Regions from separate parts of the Homo sapiens genome. Here region 2 is linked to region 1. The links are chromatin contacts, found by Hi-C or POLR2A ChIA-PET in ENCODE. All regions are on one chromosome and are shown on one strand. The core of a region is the stretch at or near the end of the contact, and the rest is flanking DNA. Distances in the headings are between cores, read along the strand shown. Region 1 holds the start of MMACHC (metabolism of cobalamin associated C). Region 2 overlaps MAST2 (microtubule associated serine/threonine kinase 2).

The links. Hi-C counts contacts between places; a loop is a spot of excess contacts on that map. ChIA-PET counts read pairs that join two places held with the same protein, here RNA polymerase II (POLR2A). Pooled maps may share reads with other maps.
Region 2: a loop to region 1 is called in a pooled map, with 2.6 times the contacts of the local background. The contact joins the enhancer-like site here to the promoter of MMACHC in region 1. A Hi-C loop is called at or near these places in 1 of 50 pooled maps. POLR2A ChIA-PET finds 5 or more read pairs at or near these places in 2 of 52 experiments (BJ and WTC11).

The regions. Positions count from the first base shown.
Region 1 is chr1:45,498,883-45,501,888 of GRCh38, forward strand. MMACHC (metabolism of cobalamin associated C) reads left to right here and starts at 1,418. Exons shown (of 4, transcript NM_015506.3): 1 at 1,418-1,531. The coding sequence starts at 1,451. It overlaps CCDC163 (CCDC163 homolog), which reads right to left and starts at 1,191. Exons shown (of 5, transcript NM_001102601.3): 1 at 650-1,191; 2 at 463-561. The coding sequence starts at 727. RefSeq lists enhancers at 1,131-1,663, 1,213-1,412.
Region 2 is chr1:45,924,517-45,927,522 of GRCh38, forward strand. All of the region lies in intron 4 of MAST2 (microtubule associated serine/threonine kinase 2), which reads left to right. Among named protein-coding and RNA genes, the nearest start is that of MAST2, 120 kb to the left of the region's middle. RefSeq lists a silencer at 801-1,095 and an enhancer at 2,680-3,006. Within about 2 kb of position 1,400, at least 4 of the 41 ENCODE cell types and tissues checked have a DNase peak (open chromatin) inside an H3K27ac peak, as active enhancers do.

The sequences.
Region 1 (3,006 bases), core at 168-2,667:
CCTCCCCAGGCAGAAAAAAGCACATGAACTACTGTATAACAGCTTTTCCCGACCCCTAGTATCCTCATCTTACACAAACATCACATATACACACCAAGGATTCCAAGCCTCACCTGAGCCTGACATTGAAATTAGGATCAGAGAATAGCAACCTCACCCCAGAGAGAGGATGGGCTCTAGGACTCAGGGCAGCTCAGCCTTTGTGGAACTATGGGAGTCTCTAAAGCCCAAGGCTGTTGAGCTTGGACTCCTGACTGCAGAGGCAAGTGATGAGAGGAAATCCAGGTCCCAGCCAGGTCCCCGGCTGAGGAAATAAGGAAGGGTTAAGTGCAGGGTCTGTGTGGGGAAACAGAGTTCAGGAAAGGACAGAGTTGGAATTTGGAAGGAATAATGGATGATACGGGCACTGGAGGAAGGCACAGAAAGAGAAAGGGCTTGGAAGTAGAAAGAGACATTACTTACCTGCGGTGGAGACCCCAAGAAGATACAGCCACTGCTACAGAAGAAACAGATGCACAGGCCAATGAGCTCTGTGGAGACCCCAAGAGGATACAGCCACTGCTACAAAAGAAACAGATGCACAGGCCAATGAACTCTGAGAGTCCCTTAGCCTCCCCACGCAAACTGGGGACCTCCACCAACCCCTCACCTTATTCCGGACCACATTTCCATCAGTAGCGTTGAGAAGCACATCCAGCTGCTCAAACCAGCTGAGGCTCGTATTCATATCCTGTGGCAGGGGAGCGGCAGGGGTCTGGCTCCCTGGTGTCTTGTGCTTGCTCTCCTAGCGGGGGATACCCAAGGTATCCCCAGGAAAGGCCACCACGTTAGATGGAAAGAGGGAAGTGGGGATGCAACACTGGGGTAGGTGGATGCACTATCAGACCAAAACTGCGATCCTGTGACTAGGGAAAGGAAGGACGCTCTTGGGGAACTGGGGGAAAAGCGGGATACCGTGATGATACGCAGATATCAGGTGGGGATTGAAGGTGCCAGAACCTGGTTGAGACCTCCCCAGAAGTAGTACACTGGCGCCACCACGCCAAACCTGTGCCAGTGACAACTGCCGCCGCCGGGTTCAAAACTTCGGGTTGGTTTTGAAAGTCCGACTTTGGACTGGCTGCCGCAGCGCCACCTGGGAAACTGAGGTCGCCTCTTGCGAACACAACCGGCGATGGAGGCGGTGGAACTACCTTTCTCTAGAAGAGACACGTACATGCACACCCCCACCGTGTAGCTTGCCGGGAAACTGAGTCTTCCTGATTTCGTGTGGCTGTCTCCAAGGAGGAAACGAACTACGCATCCCAAGATGCATCGCGCATAGGCAATATGGTCCCGCTACTGGACCCATTTCCTACCTGGGAAATGGAGTCGAAGCTGACTCAAAACGTAACGGCCCAATTGTCCTTGAGACTTCATTCCCCAGCAAGCTCAGCGTGTAACGTGCGCTATGGAGCCGAAAGTCGCAGAGCTGAAGCAGAAGATCGAGGACACGCTATGTCCTTTTGGCTTCGAGGTTTACCCCTTCCAGGTTAGTTTATCCCTCCTGCTGTTCTAGGGCGAAATATATGATTGGCTTCGTTGCAACTGGCGTGAGGCCTCGGGAGCCTCTGATCCTCCTGGGTTCCTGCAGCCCAGTGTCCATGTGACAACAGGGACAGAGTTTCAGTGGGGGCTTGGGTTAAAAAGGTAGTGGTCGAGGCCGGGCATGGTGGCTCACGCCTGTAATCCCAGCACTTTGGGAGGCCGAGGCGGGCGGATCACCTGAGGTGAGGAGTTCGAGACCAGCCTGGCCAACATGGTGAAACCCCATCTCTACTAAAAATATAAAATTAGCCGGGCGTGGTGGTGCATGCCTGTAATCCCAGCTACTCGGGAGGCTGAGGCAGGACAATTGCTTGAACCCATGAGACGGAGGTTGCAGTGAGCCGAGATTGCGCCATTGCAGTCCAGCCTGAGCAACAAAGAGCGAAACTCCGTGTCAAAAAAAAAAAAAAAAAAAAAAGTTGTCGCATGTTTAACCTTTTGCCACCATATAATGCCGGATTCGTTAACGGGAGACACCATATGACCTGTAGCGTGTGTGGCTCAGATTGTCACCTATATAATTTACAAGAAGAAAGGGACCTGTGAGGCAAAGTCACCTTGGAACTTCCTAAAGGATTTAGGAGAGGGCAAAGCCTAGAAGGTTTGCATAGCTATCATTTAGGTCAGCTGAGGAAGGAAGGGCATTCCTGGTGATGAACAGGCAAACAATTGGCTGGTTTGTTCCCTCTACCAACAGAAGGATAATTCATGATATTTCCAGTCATCAGTGCTGGGCTGGGTAATGAAACTTTGTACACTTGCCTGGCACAGCAGTCTCAGCACCGCACCCCGACCCCCATTTACACGGTTACATTTCCCCACATCAGTGCCCTGTGCACTGAGCAGTTAAGTTACAAAGCTAAATCAGCTCAGCTTGAGCCCTTTGCCTGATGCTTAAGAGACTACCCACTTCCCATTCCTTCTGCTGAGTGGCTCACAGCAGTCCTGGGAGAGGATATAGAGGGAGAAGTAGGTTGGGTCTAGCTTGAGACTGGTCTTGCCAGAAAAAATGGAATTGAGCTATATATGAAAAGATAGATTGGAAGGAAGGAGGGTTATGTACATCCCAAATATCAGAAAAAGCTTGAGTAAAGGTGTGGAGATAGTGGTGTGGTGTTACCAAGTAAAAGGGCTTGATGCCTGATGTGCTGGAAGCTAATATTATGACACTGGGTTTTTGAGAAAACAAAAGCTATTTGTTGCAGATCGACCTTTAACTCTTTGAGACACCGTTTCAGTGGATGGCAGGTGTGTGGGAGAGTGAGAATGCCTATCTGGCAAGTTGAGTAGACCTGGGTATTAGGAGCTTTTGTACTGAACAAAGCCAACTGCAGCCCTGCCAGTCACCCTAGGCTCCTACCTCTCACCTCCCTACCCCCACATCCAATCAGCCACCAAGACCTATAAGACTGTCTACTG
Region 2 (3,006 bases), core at 150-2,649, 430 kb after region 1:
AGGGACTGCCCACCTTGGCATCTGCACCTGAGGACCCGTAGCCTGCTCCTGTACCCCACTGCAGCCAGAGTCATGTCAGTGGCCATATTAGGATGTCTTTTTTATCTCTCTTTTTTTAATTTGATGAGTATAACTATTATAGGCTGAATTATGTTCTACTAAAATTTGTATAGGTTGAAGTCCTAACCCCTAGTAACTCAGAACGTCACTGTATTTGGAGACAGGATCTTTAAAGGGGCAATTAAGGTTAAATGAAGTCTTTGAGATAGATCCTAATCCAGTATGACTTGTGTCCTTACGAGAAGAGGGGATTAGGACACAGACAAGCACAGAGGGAAGGCCATGCAAAGACAAAGGGAGGTAGCCATTTAGAATCCAAGGAATGAGGTCATAGAAGAAACCAACCCTGCTAATGCCCTTATCTTGGACTTCTAGCCTGAACTATGAGGAAATAAATTTCTGTTGGTTAAGTCACCCAGTTTGTGATACTTGGTTATGTATGGCAACCCTAGTAAACCAACACAGCTATTGAGGCATTTGGCTGCATTGCCCCAGAGTTGGAAAACAGTGTCCCCTTGCATCATAGTGTAGTGAGGACTAGCCCTGCTTAAGGTCTTAAGCCTCTTTATTGACTGTATCTTAGGGATGGTCTTAGGACCTTACAAATTGTTGCCCGTAATAATTTGAAGGACAATGAAGATACAGTCTTGAAATGATACCCACTCTAGCTCTGTAATACATTGCGTTTTATGCCTTGATTGGAAGGAATGAGTCTGTTATAAACAAACGTTGATGCTAGCTCTTAAGTGTCTCAGATGGGTATGATGAACCTTAAGAGGCATAATAAATTTCATTGTGATTTGGGTTAAATTAAATAACCACTAACCTTTACTCCATTTGCATGTCTTCTAAGAAAATGATTCCAGAGTATTGATTGGCACTCAGATGGGGGTGTTGCATTTTTAGAGTAAGAGTGCTAGATTGACTTTGTGTTGTAAGTGGTGTCCTTGAAGAGAGGAGGCAGTTGTGTCTCTGGCTATTCACTGGCCCAGCTGTAGGCCTGCTGGAGAGAGAAGTTTGATGTTAACAGCTTAATGGAACACAGAATGACTTAGGTTTTGAATCAGTTTTGAATTGCCATAGACTTTGTCAGCCCTGAAGTAGGAGGGCTTGCAGCAGGAAATCCTTACTAGAGTGATTTTTATATTGGAAGCATTCTAGCTTTATCTTGCTTCCTACTGCATAGGAATTTCTTCCATACAATGTCTAGCAAAAAGCTATTCAGCCTTTGCTTGAACATCTTCAGCAACAAGCAGTTCACTCTCAAAGCTTTCATCCAGTGGTACCAATTTAGTTCTCTGGCACCTCCTATGTCACACGTATGAGAGACTTTTGGTAGACTTGCGTGGCAAATGGACAGGTGTTCCTTTGGGCCTCCTCCAGAACTAGGCAACCTTTGAAACCCCTTTTTGGTAGTGTCAAAATTATTTCCTGCCAAAGAGAAAGCACTATTTTCATTTTACCAACACCTGCTTTTCTTGTCTTGTCTTTTTTTAAACAACTGCTTTTCAGAGTAATTTCAAAAGAGGAACATCTCCCAGAACTTGTTCTTATCCTGGCCCTGCTGCATAGTGGTGGTAGGCAGATTACTTCACTTCTTTCTACCTCAGTTCTCTTCATTATTAAAATGGGACTCACAATAGTATTTCAAGGATTATAGTAAGAATTAAGTGAGTCAGTACATCTACAATTGTTTAGATATTACCTGGGCTGCTAGACTGGTTATTTTGCTGCTTCCATTGTTGGGAGACTCAGATGTTGCTAATTCTTAGCACTTCATTTTGCTTCCATTACTTTTTTCTTTGCTTCTATTACTTTTCTCATATTCTTATTTTCCCTTGGATATATTGCCTACCATATGTCCATACTGCAGAAGCTCCATTACTGGCTTAGGTGAGGCAGTGGCAGCTGGGTGCCCTCCTGCCCTCTCATGCATTCTCACTAATTGTTTCTGCTGAAAACTGGCCTGTTGGGGCTCAGCAGGACATGGACTGAAATGAAAAACACTTTGAATTACATTCTTTCTAAAAGACCATTTTTTGGCAATGAGGAAAGTCCATCAAAACGGTTTCAAGGTATTTCATTTCTCCTCTTACAGCAGGGAAAGCGCATCTTGAGAGTATCTTCAGAAGAAGTGATTCTCTTGTTAGAGTAGGGAAGGTTTTTTGATTTTTTTTTTTTGTTTTTTCATTGAAAAGGTAAAATAATGAAGACTAGTGCTGTGCTTTAACTTCAGGAACCCTTATATGCGACAGATAGTTTTTCATAGACCCTGGCTCCAGGTGACCCTGAATGAAGATATAATCCTGTATGGCTAGATGCCAAATGGTTGCTCTTGCCTATCAGGGGACCTGTCCCGATAATCATGTAGGTTCTTTTATATTTTTCCTAAGCGTCGGCTGGCTTGAGAAATAAAGGGACAGAGTACAAAAGAGAGAAATTTTAAAGCTGGGTGTCCGGGGGAGACATCACACGTTGGTAGGATCCGTGATGCCCCACAAGCCACAAAAACCAGCAAGTTTTTATTAGGGATTTTCAAAAGGGGAGGGAGTGTGCGAATAGGTGTGGGTGACAGACATCAAGTACTTAACAGGGTAATAGAATATCACAAGGCAAGTGGAGGCAGGGCGAGATCACAGGACCACAGGACCGAGGCGAAATTAAAATTGCTAATGAAATTTCGGGCACTATTGTCATTGATAACATCTTATCAGGAGATAGAGTTTTGAGATCAACCGGTCTGACCACAATTTATTAGGCGGGAATTTCCTCTTCCTAATAAGCCTGGGAGCGCTATGGGAGACTGGGGTCTATTTCACCCCTGCAGCCTCAACCATAAGAGACAGGCCACGCCCAGGGGGGCTGTTTATAAGCCAATACCTCCAGGCGCGTATTCTCTTTCTCAGGGACGTTCCATGCTGAGAATAAGAATTCAGCGATATTTCT